Linked DNA regions of Homo sapiens: all the other regions are linked to region 1. A link is a contact called in ENCODE Hi-C data. All regions are on one chromosome and are shown on one strand. The core of a region is the stretch at or near the end of the contact, and the rest is flanking DNA. Distances in the headings are between cores, read along the strand shown. Region 1 holds the start of C2CD5 (C2 calcium dependent domain containing 5). Region 2 holds the start of KRAS (KRAS proto-oncogene, GTPase). Region 3 holds the start of BCAT1 (branched chain amino acid transaminase 1). Region 4 overlaps BCAT1 (branched chain amino acid transaminase 1). Region 5 has its middle 21 kb from the start of BCAT1-AS1.

Region 1 (3,136 bases), core at 189-2,688:
TTTGATATTTGGTAAGGACTGATTTATTTACATCTTGTGTGTGCCTCAATTTCCCTAATATGGTCTGAGCCTGTAGATAACACCTTACTTTATTTATAGTTGGGTCAATTCTTCAAGATGTTTAACGCTCTCCATGTTTATTTCTTGTGGTTGACTATACTTTCCATGGTAGGAAGTCCTGAACTTCTGCTACTACTGTAGGTCTTATCTTTAGGCTTGTGGATGCTTAATAAGAACACTGAGATGATCTAAGAGTGCAGGACATTTAATTAAAAAAAAATTTTTTTTAAGAGACAGAGTTTTGCTCTGTTGCCCAGGTTGGGGTGCAGTGGTGAGATGGCAGCTCACTGCAGCCTCAAACTCCTGGGCTCAAGCAATTCTCCCAGATTCTCCCACCTCAGCTTCCTAGGTAGCTGAGACCACAGACGAGCCACCGGCCCAGCTAATTTTTGCATTTCTTGTAAAGAAGGGGTCTTACTGTGTTGCCTCGTCTCCATGAGGCTGGTCTCGAACTCCTGGACTCAATCGATCCTCCCACCTCAGCCTCCCACAGTGCTGGGATTACAAATCTGAGCCACCACACCTACCAGCAGAAACTTTTTTTCAAGAGGAGACTTTGGATTTCAAGGTGACCTCCCCCACCCCGCCCACAGTAATATCTGTGACCCAGTGCACAACACAAGTGCCTATGACTGAATAAAATATTTCACTAAATATTTATTTCACTATTCGAGATGTGCCTGGTATCTCTATTTCTTTCTTTCTTTTTTTTCTTTTTTTGGAGACAGAGGAGTGATCTCGGCTCACTGCAACCTCCGCCTCGCAGGTTCAAGCGATTTTCCTGCCTCAGCCTCCTGAGTAGCTGGAATTAGAGGCGCTCGCCACGACGCCCAGCTAATTTTTGTATTTTTAGTAGAGACGGGGTTTCGCCATGTTGTCCAGGCTGGTCTTGAACTCCTGACCTCAGGTGATCCGCCCGCCTCGGCCACCCAAAGTGCTGGGATTACAGACGTGAGCCACTGTGCCTGGCCATCTAACTCTATTTCACAGAAAACTGGAACCACCACACGCACCTGTACCCCTTCCAAGTAGAAACCAGCTAATTTGGTTTTACGAATCACTAAAGGCCGACTGAAAACGCTCTTCTAGCAGTCTTCGCTGCTACTCCATCTATCACAGCCCATCCGAAAAGCGGCGGTAGCAGCTGGGAAGGCCGCGGCCGGAGGCTGTCACAGAGCAGCACTCGCGCTTCGGCCCGCAAGATGGAGCGTTTCCCTCCAGGGAAGCAGCGCCGCACCTATCCACAGCCCCCACTCGGTGGATGATGCAGGACTCGGCCCATTTCCCTGCCCTCCAGCTTTCTCAACGTCAGCCCCGCCCCCTTATCTTTCCTCGGCGAGTTTAGTTTCGCCCCGCCAAGTGGGCAGAGCGCCGAACGATCGATGCTTTCTTCCGCGCCCCGAGAGCCGCCATTTTTGAGAGCGGGGGAGGAGAGACAAGCAGGGGCGGCAGAGGCTCAACGGGATGCTGACTGGGTTTTGCTTTTCGTCCCAGCCTTGTGGGGCCGGGACGGAAGAACCCATCAAAGCCCTTCCTCCCGCCGCCTCTCCGGAATGAGGTCTCAGCACCCGCGCGGGACAGCACCCTTCCTCCTGCGACAGTGAGTGGCGACCCGTGGCGCGACTGCCGGGCGCCCGCGCGCGCCCCCGCGCGCTCCTTCGCTGTCAGTTACCCCGCGCGCCTCCGCCCCTCTCCCGCCGGCCCCGCGCTCGGCGCAGACTCGTTTGTTTGTTTCTGCAGGAGCCCAAGAAGAGGCCGAAACCGAGACCATGCCAGGGAAGCTGAAGGTGAAAATCGTGGCCGGGCGCCATTTGCCAGTGATGGACCGTGCTAGTGACCTGACTGATGCCTTCGTGGAGGTTGGTGCAGGGTCCTGCCCCTCAAAACACAGGGAGCGCCAAGCCCTGTGAAGGATCTACCCACCTCGCCCCCAGCCCCTCAGCCTATTCCCCCCTCGACTGCCCTCCCTTCGGCCGTGGTTGTCCAGCTCTCCCACGAGGGATGACCGCCGAGACCTCAGTGTGTGCGATGGGTGCACGGCTTGCAGGCGTCCGCGGCACAGTCCGCTGCGCGGGGAGGCTTGTACTGTTGTGCATGCGGGGGTGACCCTGATGTCAGGACTCATTAACAGGCCACCTGCCACTCAGGAGATCCCAAGGCGTGGCCGCGCAGCCACCGACACACTCACACACATACACACACACACACACAAATGCCGGAATGACTCTGATGTCAGGACTCATTAACAGGCCACCTGCCACTCAGGAGATCCCAAGGTGTGGCCCCGCAGCCACTGAAACACACACACACACAGGCACACACACACCCTTGGAAGGGGTGGCCAGAGTGCTGGACATCATGTTTAAGAAGGTGCATGAAGCCCTTTATGGGCACTTGGAGTCCCACAGTGCGAGGAAATCCACTCTCATGCCTAACATTTTGTGAATCTGCCATGCACGTTCTAAAACACAACTGCAACACTTCCTGCTCTTGTATAGGCTGGTAGGTCTGATGAGGTGTTTCAGGGTAATTTAGCGCCTTGAGGTAGGAAGTCATTTAATTGCCATGGACTTAAATTGCAAAATTGCTTTTTAAGTCTAATGATTAGTTTAAAAGTCATGCAAATTAGTAAAGGCCTACGGCCGGAAGGTAATAACCCAGAGTCTGAAAGAAGCCAAGTAAAGATTGTAATAAAAATTGGCGTGATGAGCCAGAGCATTAGAGCAGCAATCATTTGGGCTATTAGTGCTTAGAATTGATGGATAGATATATCATAATATATAGCTCGATTTCATCTCAATATTCCTGATGTTTCCTAAATGTTCTCTAACCGAATAATTACAGTTCACTGCCTCCCCTGCCCATTGTCATGGTGATTCTTAATCACTTCATTTGAGAAAGTTCTTGAGTGCTCTTGTGCCAGATGTTAGGTGATAGGAATCCACAAATAACTAAAACATAGTGTTTGCTTTCCGGTAGTTCAGACATTGACCCACACAGCCTATTTAATAACTAATAGGTAACGTGTTGAATTTAATAATTGCCAGATCTGTACTAAGTACTTTTAAATTCTTAG
Region 2 (3,136 bases), core at 180-2,679, 2.7 Mb before region 1:
ATTTGTAAAACGGTAAAAAGTATTTTACCTCATAAGGTTGTCGTGATGATTAAATAAGATGATACGATAAGTGCAAAAGATTTAGCTTGTACTTAACATAGAGTAGGCACATTTTCTCCCCTTCCCTGTCTTTCACTTTTCTCTTCTGCCCCTTCCACCTGGCGCTAGGAGGGGGAGACTGGAATAAACCTTGCAGATTACAGCCCGTGTAAGAGTAGAAAGGAAAGGATGACAGTTGATGTAAAGCCTTGGTTAACAGACATAATAGCTGGGATTTAAATTCAGCTTTATTGGTGGTTTATGATGTGGACTAGAGGAATGGAACTGAAAGTCTCGGAGGAGGGGCGATCCTATCAGGTACAGGCGCTGCTTTTCCAGCCCTCAATCCTCAAGACTCTCCCAAGATACATTTCTAGGTAGTTTATCAACACAGACTCCGGGTATGCTAGCATGTTTAATTGCCCCATTGTTTAATGTCTTAACTCCACGAACTTTAACTGATTAATCTGTCTTCTAATTAATGTTTGAATGACTCTCCTCAGGTCTAAACTACCAAGGCCATCTCTACTTAAAAACAGTTGTCTTTTGTTTGTGATTTCAGGGGCCCTGGGTATAAGCGAAGTCCCTGTTTAGAGACCTTGTGATGGGTTCAAAATATCAAGAAAGATAGCAAAATATCACAAGCCTCCTGACCCGAGAAGATTAGCGTTGAAAGGGTCTGTCGTGTTTGTTTGGGCCTGGGGCTAAATTCCCAGCCCAAGTGCTGAGGCTGATAATAATCGGGGCGGCGATCAGACAGCCCCGGTGTGGGAAATCGTCCGCCCGGTCTCCCTAAGTCCCCGAAGTCGCCTCCCACTTTTGGTGACTGCTTGTTTATTTACATGCAGTCAATGATAGTAAATGGATGCGCGCCAGTATAGGCCGACCCTGAGGGTGGCGGGGTGCTCTTCGCAGCTTCTCTGTGGAGACCGGTCAGCGGGGCGGCGTGGCCGCTCGCGGCGTCTCCCTGGTGGCATCCGCACAGCCCGCCGCGGTCCGGTCCCGCTCCGGGTCAGAATTGGCGGCTGCGGGGACAGCCTTGCGGCTAGGCAGGGGGCGGGCCGCCGCGTGGGTCCGGCAGTCCCTCCTCCCGCCAAGGCGCCGCCCAGACCCGCTCTCCAGCCGGCCCGGCTCGCCACCCTAGACCGCCCCAGCCACCCCTTCCTCCGCCGGCCCGGCCCCCGCTCCTCCCCCGCCGGCCCGGCCCGGCCCCCTCCTTCTCCCCGCCGGCGCTCGCTGCCTCCCCCTCTTCCCTCTTCCCACACCGCCCTCAGCCGCTCCCTCTCGTACGCCCGTCTGAAGAAGAATCGAGCGCGGAACGCATCGATAGCTCTGCCCTCTGCGGCCGCCCGGCCCCGAACTCATCGGTGTGCTCGGAGCTCGATTTTCCTAGGCGGCGGCCGCGGCGGCGGAGGCAGCAGCGGCGGCGGCAGTGGCGGCGGCGAAGGTGGCGGCGGCTCGGCCAGTACTCCCGGCCCCCGCCATTTCGGACTGGGAGCGAGCGCGGCGCAGGCACTGAAGGCGGCGGCGGGGCCAGAGGCTCAGCGGCTCCCAGGTGCGGGAGAGAGGTACGGAGCGGACCACCCCTCCTGGGCCCCTGCCCGGGTCCCGACCCTCTTTGCCGGCGCCGGGCGGGGCCGGCGGCGAGTGAATGAATTAGGGGTCCCCGGAGGGGCGGGTGGGGGGCGCGGGCGCGGGGTCGGGGCGGGCTGGGTGAGAGGGGTCTGCAGGGGGGAGGCGCGCGGACGCGGCGGCGCGGGGAGTGAGGAATGGGCGGTGCGGGGCTGAGGAGGGTGAGGCTGGAGGCGGTCGCCGCTGGTGCTGCTTCCTGGACGGGGAACCCCTTCCTTCCTCCTCCCCGAGAGCCGCGGCTGGAGGCTTCTGGGGAGAAACTCGGGCCGGGCCGGCTGCCCCTCGGAGCGGTGGGGTGCGGTGGAGGTTACTCCCGCGGCGCCCCGGCCTCCCCTCCCCCTCTCCCCGCTCCCGCACCTCTTGCCTCCCTTTCCAGCACTCGGCTGCCTCGGTCCAGCCTTCCCTGCTGCATTTGGCATCTCTAGGACGAAGGTATAAACTTCTCCCTCGAGCGCAGGCTGGACGGATAGTGGTCCTTTTCCGTGTGTAGGGGATGTGTGAGTAAGAGGGGAGGTCACGTTTTGGAAGAGCATAGGAAAGTGCTTAGAGACCACTGTTTGAGGTTATTGTGTTTGGAAAAAAATGCATCTGCCTCCGAGTTCCTGAATGCTCCCCTCCCCCATGTATGGGCTGTGACATTGCTGTGGCCACAAAGGAGGAGGTGGAGGTAGAGATGGTGGAAGAACAGGTGGCCAACACCCTACACGTAGAGCCTGTGACCTACAGTGAAAAGGAAAAAGTTAATCCCAGATGGTCTGTTTTGCTTGGTCAAGTTAAACCCGAAGAAAACCCGCAGAGCAGAAGCAAGGCTTTTTCCTTGCTAGTTGAGTGTAGACAGCAATAGCAAAAATAGTACTTGAAGTTTAATTTACCTGTTCTTGTCCTTTCCCCTATTTCTTATGTATTACCCTCATCCCCTCGTCTCTTTTATACTACCCTCATTTTGCAGATGTGTTCTACATCTCAAGAGTTATTACAGTACTCCAAAACAGCACTTACATGATTTTTTAAACTTACAGAGGAATTGTAGCAATCCACCAGCTAACCGCCTGAAATAGACTTAAACATGTGCATCTCCTTTTTTTTTTTTTTTTTGAGACACAGTCTCGCTCTGTTGCCCAGGCTGGAGTGCAATGGCGCGGTATCGGCTCACTGAAACCTCCGCCTCCTGGGTTCAAGCAATTCTCCTGCCTCAGCCTCCCGAGTAGCTGGGACTAGTAGGTGCACGCCACCATGCCCAGCTAATTTTTGTATTTTTAGTAGAGACAGAGTTTCATCATGTTGGTCAGGATGGTCTCCATCTGCTCTGTTGCCCAGGCTGGAGTGCAGTGGCGCCGTCTCGGCTCACTGCAACCTCTGCCTCCTGCATTCAAGCAATTCTCCTGCCTCAGCCTCCCGAATAACTGGGATTACAGGTGTCTGCTGCCATGCCCGGCTAATTTTTTGTATTTTTAGTAGAGACGGG
Region 3 (3,136 bases), core at 293-2,792, 2.4 Mb before region 1:
CAGAACTTCTGCAAGCATTTTGGCTGTGGTCAGTTACTTTCAGGTTTTCATTACTTTTTGGTTTTCACAGCATCCGCAAGTGCCCATAGCCATTATCTCAGCTGCCTCTCTCTTTACTCTCTTGCCAATGGTGCCAGGCCACAGCAGGTGTTATCTTATCACCTCAGTCCACCATACATATGCTTATCAATTTGAGGGGTCAGCAATTTCACTGGAGGCTGAAACCCTTGTCATAAATGGCTCCATTTTGAGACATTTCAGATTACAAACCACTGTTATATACCAGCCTAGCATGTAGAAATCACTCAGTACATTTATTGAACACATAATTTAACCATTCATTCACCTGACCAACAGTCATTAAGCACTGACACATTTGTTTTCAACACTCCCTCTCTTCCACGGCAGGCCACTTGGTATGGGAGATAAATATGACAAAGGATCTGCCCTTACGAATCTCATAATCCACTGAAGTGACAACTGTGCAAACAAATAATTAAAGTAAAATTAAGAAGCTGGGCACAGTCTCACATCTGTAATCCCAGCAATTTGGGAGGCGGAGGCGAGGGGATTGCTGAGGCCAGGAGTTCAAGACCAGCTTGGCCAATTTAGTGAGACCCCATCTCCATTAAAAAATGATAAAATAAAATAATTGATTTTGAGAAAGGATGTGGACAAAGTGCAGCACATAGACCAAGGGCCCAGTTCTGTTTGAGGGCATTGGAAGCAACTTCCACAGCAAAGACTTGGGTTGAAATTTACAAAAATAGGAGTTTGCCAGCTTGACAGAGAGGCAGCGGAGGTCAACCAGCAGCACACTTAAGCAGTCATGGAGGCTGACCTAGGCGCTGGACATGGAAAAGTAGCAATCCTGGAGCTTTGTATAGATGTGGGGAGGGAACTTACAGGGGACCAACTAGGCTACTGGGCAATTTCACATTATAAAGAATTTTATATGCTCAAATTAAAGGATTAAAAATTTTCCCCCATGTACATAATAAATTGGCAAAAATGGTTATATTTGAGGGTGACTAAGGAACTCTGGGAAAGAGATCGGCAAACCAGGCACATGTTCTTGACTACTGCAAAAGTACATTTAAAGTAGCCGCGGGGGATACATGTATACTTTTGGGCAGGATTGTGCCGTGGTCCTCTCAGCATGCAGCAAAGTTACTTTGGGGACAGTAGGGAGGTGGGCAGGAGCCAGTGATGACGGAATGGCAATCACATTTGACCTCTGATCTGTTTATTTCCTCCTCCTTGACGTCTCCATATAAATGTTACACGGGCATCCCCACACTCGGATACGCACCCACAGTGGCTGATTCGGGGGTAACCGTGTCATTTGCTTGCAACACTGGCACCTCTGCCCTGCACCCCGGGAGTGAGCAGTGAGTGAGGCTCGGGTCTGGGCGCTGGCTCCGAATCTTCGGGCTGGGAGAGACTCCACCATCTGGGGGCGGCCTGGGGGAGCAGCCTTAGTGTCTTCCTGCTGATGCAATCCGCTAGGTCGCGAGTCTCCGCCGCGAGAGGGCCGGTCTGCAATCCAGCCCGCCACGTGTACTCGCCGCCGCCTCGGGCACTGCCCCAGGTCTTGCTGCAGCCGGGACCGCGCTCTGCAGCCGCAGACCCGGTCCACACGGCCAGGGGCTACGACCCTTGGGATCTGCCCTCCGCTCAGCTCGAGCTTCCCTCGTGGCCGACGGAACAATGAAGGTAACTACTTATGGTTTTGTCCGTGTTTTACAAAAATGTGTGCGTGAATCGAACCGGCGATTTCTCCAAGAAACATAGTTGGCAGGGAGGGGAGGAAGGCGAGACAACCATGGCTTATATCCCCCGCAAACGTCTCAGTATCTTCTTTATCAATCGTAGTTTGCGGGGACCGTGCATTCTGTTCAGATTTCGGTTTAACCTCCACTCGCAGGACGTGCCTTCTCGGACTTTTTCACATTCGCTTTTGGGAACGGAGGTGAAAGTCTGCTACAGCTCCCTCCCCTGCTTGTGAAGTTTGGAAAGGAAGTGAGGGCTTCTCTCAGTTTCTCCTATGCACAGGAGGTGGGGAATTTTGGAGAGGAGGTCTGGGGATGTCCCGGGCTGTAAATGCGCTTTCCTGCAGCGTGTGTTCGTGATGCAGGAGGGAGCGGCTGGAAGAGTTGACCCGGGTGGAGAGGGGAGGGAGAACGATCTTTTCACTGTTAAAAGCAGAAGGCCCCTCTTATTTTGTTTCTTGTGGAAATTAAAGCTTCTAGGAGTTACAAATGATAGACGCCTAAGGGCATTCATTTGTTAAACCAGTGAGCACCCTAATGGCTCTGATCTTGCTAATCAAGGATAATTAGCCTAGCTGCCTATTATTTCTGACTATTTAGGTGTAGGGATGTACACCGTTGAGTGTTTTGTTTTCCTAGTTTCACACACTGGAAAACTGCAATCGCATATAAAACCCGAAGAGCAACTTTTTCCAAGGAAAGTGAAGGATGGGCAGATATTCTTGCCATCTAACATTTTGGAATTGAGATGACCATAATGCAATCTGAACTTCTGGTAGGAATAAAGCCTCGTTTCAGAGTTTCTAAGGAGGGAGATGAAGCGTGGTTCTCAACTGCTCTTATCTACAACCCATCCCAGACCATAGTTTCACTTAGAAGAAATAATATGTAAATAGCGCCTTTGTTGCCAAACAAAAACTTTCACTACAATTAAACAGTAACCGAGTGGAAACTATGCGTTTTTGTATTCAACAGAGATCACACAACTTTTCTTCTATAGTTAGAGGTTCTATTTCTGGCTTCCTCATGCTTGTTTCATTTCAGATGAAAAACACACTTTAGTTGATTATAGCTTTAGTAAGTAAAAGGAGAAAACTAAGAATGAACAGTCTTGCTTTTCCAGCTTTTTCCTGTCCATGTGCAGTTGTGGTTAATTACGCGTTTTTGTAGGTCCAAAAACCCCTGTCCCTTCCACAAGATACTTTTATAACATGGGGAACTAGGTAAGATATCTACAAGTAGTCTCTTTTCTGTTTCCTGATATTTCCTAAGATTAAGAAAGAAATGATTGTATTCTAGGTATGATCGAAGAAGTATGGAAGGTTCCATTAAGTTAGTTTTATCACAATATTTCAAACATCTTT
Region 4 (3,136 bases), core at 452-2,951, 2.3 Mb before region 1:
GCCAGTGTTGACCTCTGCACTTAGAAGATAATAGGCCGATTCAACCCTTCTTCCCATCTGCCCACTCTTACCCCCACCCCAAACTCCACCAAAAAACCACACAGCTCAAAACAAAAACAGTTACATCATTCAGAGGTGGTACCATCATTATTTTTATGGATGGGAGATGTCAGAATTTAAGTACACTCTGAATCAGAGCTACATGATTTAACCAGAAACACCAGAAACTGTCCTGGTGGAAAATTGTTCTTTATCCAAACAATAATCATGAAACATTTCCACCATGGCTTTTAAAGGTCAGAATAGAAATGAGTGAGTTTGTCTTCTGCCTCTTGCAAAATATACAAGACCTTAAGACTGTTAGTTACTATTCAGATTATGGTTGCCTGGGATAACTTTAGTTTTAATATACTCCTTCACTTTGGGGATGTTCATCTAACAGAACAAATAAAATTCAGAATAAGGAGAAAGGAAATAGAATATATATTTGAAGTAAATAGAATGTTAGGAAAAACCTTTGGGCTAAAAAAAAAGACATGCAATTCTGAAGTAACTTTGATTTATATCATATGATTTTAAGAAAATACAATGAACAAACGAGTTGAAAATCAGCACAATACTGATTTTCACAAACGTTACCGATAGGAGGTATAAACAGAGTTCTTTCGGTAATAGCCTGCCGTCTTTTCATGAGCGCCCACACACACTGCTCCTGTTGGTTGAGATGGCTGGTGCAGGAAGGTGGATGGGGTGGTGGATAGTGTGTGTTCAAAGCACAGTGCTGTGCACAGTCACTATGTGTGGCACTCAGCTTGTAACTCATGGGAGTTTTGATTTCAGTAACAGCACCCATGGTGGCAAGATCACACATCATCACTCTGTTGATGAGTAATTTAACCCATACGCTTGCTATTCACCATTTGAACAAAGCATTGTATCATATCCTGGACCCTGGAGATACCCTGAAAAATAAGACCCAGGCCTTGTGGTTGAGTTCACAGTCACTTTGGGAAAACAACCACAGCAGTGAATCTCGGTATTGCTCAGGCCACATCATGAGTCTTCTCGGACACGTCAGGCGTGTATACGGACTCGACTTGGAGCACTCTTCCTCAGATGTCTGTACCGCTTGCTCTTTGACATCCTCCAAATCTTTGCTTACAAATCCCATTCTCAGTCTGGCTTTCCTTGAGCTCTTAATCAAAATCATAAACTCCATTTCCCATTTCTCCTCAGCATTCCAGCATTCTCCATTGCTTTTCCTTCTTTGTTTCCCCCTGTGTAGTCTAACATACTATCAACACAATAAATGTTTACCTGTGTCTATTAGAAAGTAAGCAGGGAGATATGTCAGTTTTGTTCACTGCTGTATTCATAGAGCTTAAAACGGTAAACAGCACTCAATATGTATTTGTAGAATAAATGGCTAATTGTGCTGATGGTGTTTAGGGCACTTATGCAGACCTACATTCCTGGTTTCCATTAGTGTTTGACTTTGGGAAGTCACAGATGAATCCTGCTGTTATTGCTTCTAAATTCCTCATCTCCTAAAAATGACTTCTTTGTCAAAAACAAGCTGCATTTGTAGGTTCTGTTTTCCTCATGTTGGGCAATCTGGAGTGATTTCTGGCTCTTGTAAGTATGTTTGTGGTTGCAGAGGAAAATGAATATTTCTCACCCAAATGTTGTCATGTCATCATCTCTGTCTGGCAACCAGAGAAGCAGATGTTCTGTTCCTTGACCTCAGGCTAGTGGTTACAGTTCTGGGTGTTAAACATGTTTCACAAAACAGCACTTGCACATGCGGGGCTGCTGTTTTCATTTAACTTCATGTAGTCTCAGGGCTCAGCAAGCTTTAGGAAAGGTCCGGTTTGGGGGCACTGGAAGTGTGTGTGTGTGTGTACATATATATACACACACAAATAGATCCATACATTTATGTATCTAGTTGGCTAGCTATTGCAAAACACATGTTTATTTTGAGATCATCAACACTTCTAAACATGACAAAGAGTAGCCCTAAGAACATTGCCAAGAACAAATTTTCTCCTTTCCAGAAAGCAATTTTCAGCAGATGATTTTCAGAAACAAAATTCAAAAAAGCCATACTGCTGTATCCTAGCAAAGATAACTTATTCGTTTATTTTTTACTCAAAAACATTTATTATATACACTCTGGGCTAGGCACAATGCCCAGTTTTGAGGATAGAAGGATGAAGATAGAGTTTGGTATTCCAGATAGAGCTTGATTGTTGGGCATGTCTGATGTAACCCCAGTGGAGTGGGCGAGCCTAGAACCACCATGTATTGAGGGAGAGGGTGGTGGCCTCAGTGTCAGGACTCACTAGATTCAGACTCCTGGGTGTCAGAAGTGGGGAGGAAAGGGAGATGCTGAGTGCCAGAGGGTACTGTAAGGAGAGCTTGTGCAGCTGATGGATCATGCATGATGCCTGTGAACAATTGTCCTACTAGACCTCACAGTAGTTAGGGATGTCTGCAGTCATCTCACAGTAGAGCAGTAGCTCAGCTTTGGAGTTTTGTTTCTTGAATGTCTTCTTTTTTAACCGTACACGTGCTTGAGCTCACTCTGATAAGCCCATTACATTTGAATCTCAGAGAGCAAAGGCAGCATCTCCATACTTGTTGCTGATGCTCCACCAGGTTTGAAAATCACTAAAGATAGACTCTTAGGCTGGGTGCGGTGGCTCACATCTGTAATCTCAGCACTTTGGGAGGCCGAAGTGGGCAGATCATCTGAGCTCAGGAGTTCGAGACCAGCCTGACCAACATGGTGAAACCCCGTCTCTACTAAAAATACAAAAATTAGCCAGGCGTGGTGGCGCGTACCTGTAATCCCAGCTACTCAGGAGGCTGAGGCAGGAGAATCACTTGACCCTGGGAGGCAGAGGGTGCAGTGAGCTGAGATGGTGCCACTGCACTCCAGCCTGGGTAACCTAAAAAAAAAAAAAAAAAAAAAAAATTAGACTTTCCAAGGGCAGCGTGGAAGCAGTGACCAGCCTGAGTAGGCACGCACACTTCTTGGGGATAGCCTCCTCCATAGCATTCTTAGAAGGTTTGGTAATGACCAGTTTTTCTGAGTAAGACCCTATCTACATTATTCTAATTAGTAACCACC
Region 5 (3,136 bases), core at 320-2,819, 2.3 Mb before region 1:
CTAGAGTGGCTCCTCACCTACATCATTCTCATCTTAGCACTCTCTTAGTTTTCATCATGGCACATAGTACAATTGCAATTGTTTTATTGATTTGCTTGTTTACCCTCTCCTCCATTAAAATATAAGCACTATGCAGACAGACACCCTTTCTGTTTTATTTATCAATTGCCTACCATAGTCTTTAGCAATAGGAGATGTTTAGTGAATATGTTTTTCAAAAAAAAAAAAGGAAGGAAAAAAAGAAAGAAAAAGGGAAGCAAGCTAGCTTTCTTTTTTAAAAAAATTTATATTTATTTAGAGATGGGGTTTGGCCATGTTGCCCAGGCTGGTCTTGAACTCCTGAGCTCAAGTGATCCACCAGCCTTGGTTTCCCAAAATGCTGACATTACAGGCATAAGCCACCACCATGCCAACCTAGCTTTCTTTAGGTATTAATCCTTTGCCTTTTTTTTTTTTTTTTGCTTATCCATAAAAAATGTCTACTGACTATGGTTCCAAGCGTTTTTTCCCCAATGATTTCTATTGCCTGGTAAATTGAAATTTTCTTCATGAGGTAATTGGTTTGAAAGAGAATCTTGGAATTTTTCAAGTCTTTAGAAGAGACTTCTAGCTCCTGTAGTAGTAGTCAACTCTCTTTGGAGGGTTATTGTAGATTAAAAAACACACATATACCTTTTTACCTTGAGATAATTAGATTCACACGCATTGTAAGAAATAATTCATAAGGATTCTATGTATCCTTCCCTCAGTTTCCCCCAGTGGTACTATCTTGCATTACTATAGCACCTCACAACCAGGAAAATTATTGTCTTTAATAAAGTGAGGGTTTTTTTTTTTTCAGTTCTAATTCTTTATCACTCTCCACCTCTTTCACTAAAGGGCTTGAGGTCACTTATAAAAAGGACAAATATAATGCATAAAATTAATGTAATTAATTTTAAAATTAATTATAAAGGAGAAATCAAGGTGAAAAAGTAAAAAAATATGTTAACACTTGGGGCTAATTCAAAGTTTATAACTTGGTTCTCTGCAAAGTCAATGGATTATAATTAATTTAGATGTGGAAATACACCGACTCTTCAGAGGGAGAGAGACAAAGACTTTCTTGCTTTCTAAAAGAATAAAAAGTTTTAATAAGAGACAACAAAGTATGTTTCTTAAAAAAATACTTTCCTCGAGTTGCAGTGAATGTGACAAGTAGAGAACCACAACGCTACATATCTACCTTCAACATGACATGAGACTTTATTATAGATCTTCCAGGCCCTATGAAACACTCAATGCTAAATTATCAAACTTCACTAAATGACATTATATTATTAAACTACTATCACAGGAAGCAGGCAATTATTGAGTCATTTACAAATATTCTCATTCTCCTCCTTCTGGGCCCTTGTTAAGTTTGTGATTTCCTGGCCCCTTGAAGATAGGCTTGGCCAGTGACTTGCTCTGACCAATAAAATATAAGCAGGGGTGACATGTGCCACTTCTAAGTGGAAGCATTTGATTGCTGGTGCTCAACTGCAAACTTCCTTTTCCCTACTTCAGTGGTCACAGAATCACAAGTTTCATGAAACATCTGTCATCTTGGGTCTGTGAGTGACTAAATTAGGCAGAGATCCCTGCTGATCTATGTTAGACATGTTGCATAAATAAGAAAAAAAACCTGGCTGGAATCATTGAAGTTTGAGGGTTGTTCATATTACAAATGTTAAAATGGCCTATCTTGATTGGTATTGAAAAAAAATCCCTTAAAATGTATTTATTTGACTATTCTATCAAATCAGGCTCTGATTCTTTGGGCTAGATATTGTCCATTTCTTCCCCTTACTGAGTAGGGAAAAGACTGGTCCCAGTATCTATAAATGGATCTCTCTGCCAATTTAGTCATAAGTAGGATTTACTCTTTGTGCTAAAAAGTAATCCACCCATGACAATCCACATGCAAATGACTCTAGTAACACATTGAAACTTTGGGAACATGACTAGCCCAATAACAACTCATTAACTAGTTAAAGGAGAATAGCAGATTATTAAAACCCAAACCTAGAGGGTCAAGTTACAAAGTGATTGAGACTCCGTGAAATGGAAGGTTGGCTGCGTTTGTTTTTGATACTCCTGAGACCTGCCATTGATGTGGCCTGCATCTAGCACTTCATCCTTAAAGCACTGTGTTATCTTTGGTGATGAAAGGAAGGGAGAAAAGGTACTCATAGGCAGCATTTTTAATTATCTGTTAATTGGATGAAATGGCAAATAAAGTGCCTAAAGGCCATATGCATATTCATAGATTGTCTTCAAAGGGTACCATTACTAAAGCCAATGAAAAAGATTATGAGTTAATATTGGATTGCGATTTAGGGCAGAGCAGGGCGAGACATATTCAGATATCTTTCTCCAAATAGTTACTAAGATTAATTTGTCTCCCTGGTTTTATATGAGGATGGCGGTGCTACAATTTGCCTGGAAGTAGAGCATGTTTGTCAAAGTAGCAAGTCCCACAGCGGGTAGTTGTTGGCAATTTTCCTGATTGCTCTGGGTGTACGATACTCTTAGGCACAGGATGAATATTTTACCCAAAATAAAAGTTTAGATAATATTTTTCATGATATTCATGTCTAATATGATTTCCATCAGAAACAATTATTTCTGCTTGTGGTAGAAAGCAAATACAATATTCTCTTTGTGAATTTCCATGGGAACATGAAAATAATTTTTTTTTAAGCAGTAGCAATTTTTTTATTTTGACAGAGCTTCCAAGAAAAGTATGGAAAAGAGATTTTGGGATACCATGTTGAAATTCTTTCTCTGCTTTGCAGAATATTTCGACATTTAAGATTTAATGTTCAAGTGACAATGCAGTAAGCATAAGTTCCAATTCCACAGGGCCCAGAATGGATGAGAATTACACACACTTTCCTCTGTCTGTCCTGGTTCTGCCCCGCTGCTGAGGTCACTGCAGGGGAAGATATGGAAGGAGAAAAAGCCACACACATCCCCAGGGCACCCTCTAAGTGCCTGAGTTTTTTTGTCACTATTTTCCTGCCACTTCAGATAACGCAAGGCAGCTGGCAAAATACAAATGCTCAGTGACCAAAGTTTGGAGATTTCCAAGATGAAAATATTTTCACGTTGT

The links. Hi-C counts contacts between places; a loop is a spot of excess contacts on that map. Pooled maps may share reads with other maps.
Region 2: a map of CD8-positive, alpha-beta T cell shows a loop between it and region 1 (4-fold over the local background). The contact joins the promoter of KRAS here to the promoter of C2CD5 in region 1. A Hi-C loop is called at or near these places in 2 of 168 maps with a recorded cell type or tissue (CD8-positive, alpha-beta T cell and naive thymus-derived CD4-positive, alpha-beta T cell), 2 of 37 single-sample maps with no recorded cell type and 10 of 50 pooled maps.
Region 3: a loop to region 1 is called in a pooled map, with 5 times the contacts of the local background. The contact joins the promoter of BCAT1 here to the promoter of C2CD5 in region 1. A Hi-C loop is called at or near these places in 5 of 50 pooled maps.
Region 4: a map with no recorded cell type shows a loop between it and region 1 (10-fold over the local background). The contact joins the enhancer-like site here to the promoter of C2CD5 in region 1. A Hi-C loop is called at or near these places in 2 of 37 single-sample maps with no recorded cell type and 9 of 50 pooled maps.
Region 5: a pooled map shows a loop between it and region 1 (4-fold over the local background). The contact joins the enhancer-like site here to the promoter of C2CD5 in region 1. A Hi-C loop is called at or near these places in 3 of 50 pooled maps.

Annotation. Positions count from the first base shown.
Region 1 is chr12:22,542,844-22,545,979 of GRCh38, reverse strand. C2CD5 (C2 calcium dependent domain containing 5) reads left to right here and starts at 1,438. Exons shown (of 27, transcript NM_001286176.2): 1 at 1,438-1,660; 2 at 1,801-1,919. The coding sequence starts at 1,830. RefSeq lists enhancers at 1,308-1,537, 2,678-3,136 and a silencer at 1,678-1,797.
Region 2 is chr12:25,249,222-25,252,357 of GRCh38, reverse strand. It overlaps KRAS (KRAS proto-oncogene, GTPase), which reads left to right and starts at 1,429. Exons shown (of 5, transcript NM_004985.5): 1 at 1,429-1,607. RefSeq lists silencers at 869-1,718, 1,779-1,828.
Region 3 is chr12:24,947,507-24,950,642 of GRCh38, reverse strand. BCAT1 (branched chain amino acid transaminase 1) reads left to right here and starts at 1,542. Exons shown (of 11, transcript NM_005504.7): 1 at 1,542-1,716. The coding sequence starts at 1,711. It overlaps BCAT1-DT (BCAT1 divergent transcript), which reads right to left and starts at 1,480. Exons shown (of 3, transcript NR_199054.1): 1 at 1,313-1,480. RefSeq lists enhancers at 1,089-1,178, 1,299-1,648.
Region 4 is chr12:24,837,281-24,840,416 of GRCh38, reverse strand. The region is part of intron 7 of BCAT1 (branched chain amino acid transaminase 1); the gene reads left to right. Among named protein-coding and RNA genes, the nearest start is that of BCAT1-AS1, 19 kb to the right of the region's middle. RefSeq lists a silencer at 616-805. Within about 2 kb of position 1,701, at least 7 of the 41 ENCODE cell types and tissues checked have a DNase peak (open chromatin) inside an H3K27ac peak, as active enhancers do.
Region 5 is chr12:24,796,929-24,800,064 of GRCh38, reverse strand. No RefSeq gene overlaps it. Among named protein-coding and RNA genes, the nearest start is that of BCAT1-AS1, 21 kb to the left of the region's middle. Within about 2 kb of position 1,569, at least 3 of the 41 ENCODE cell types and tissues checked have a DNase peak (open chromatin) inside an H3K27ac peak, as active enhancers do.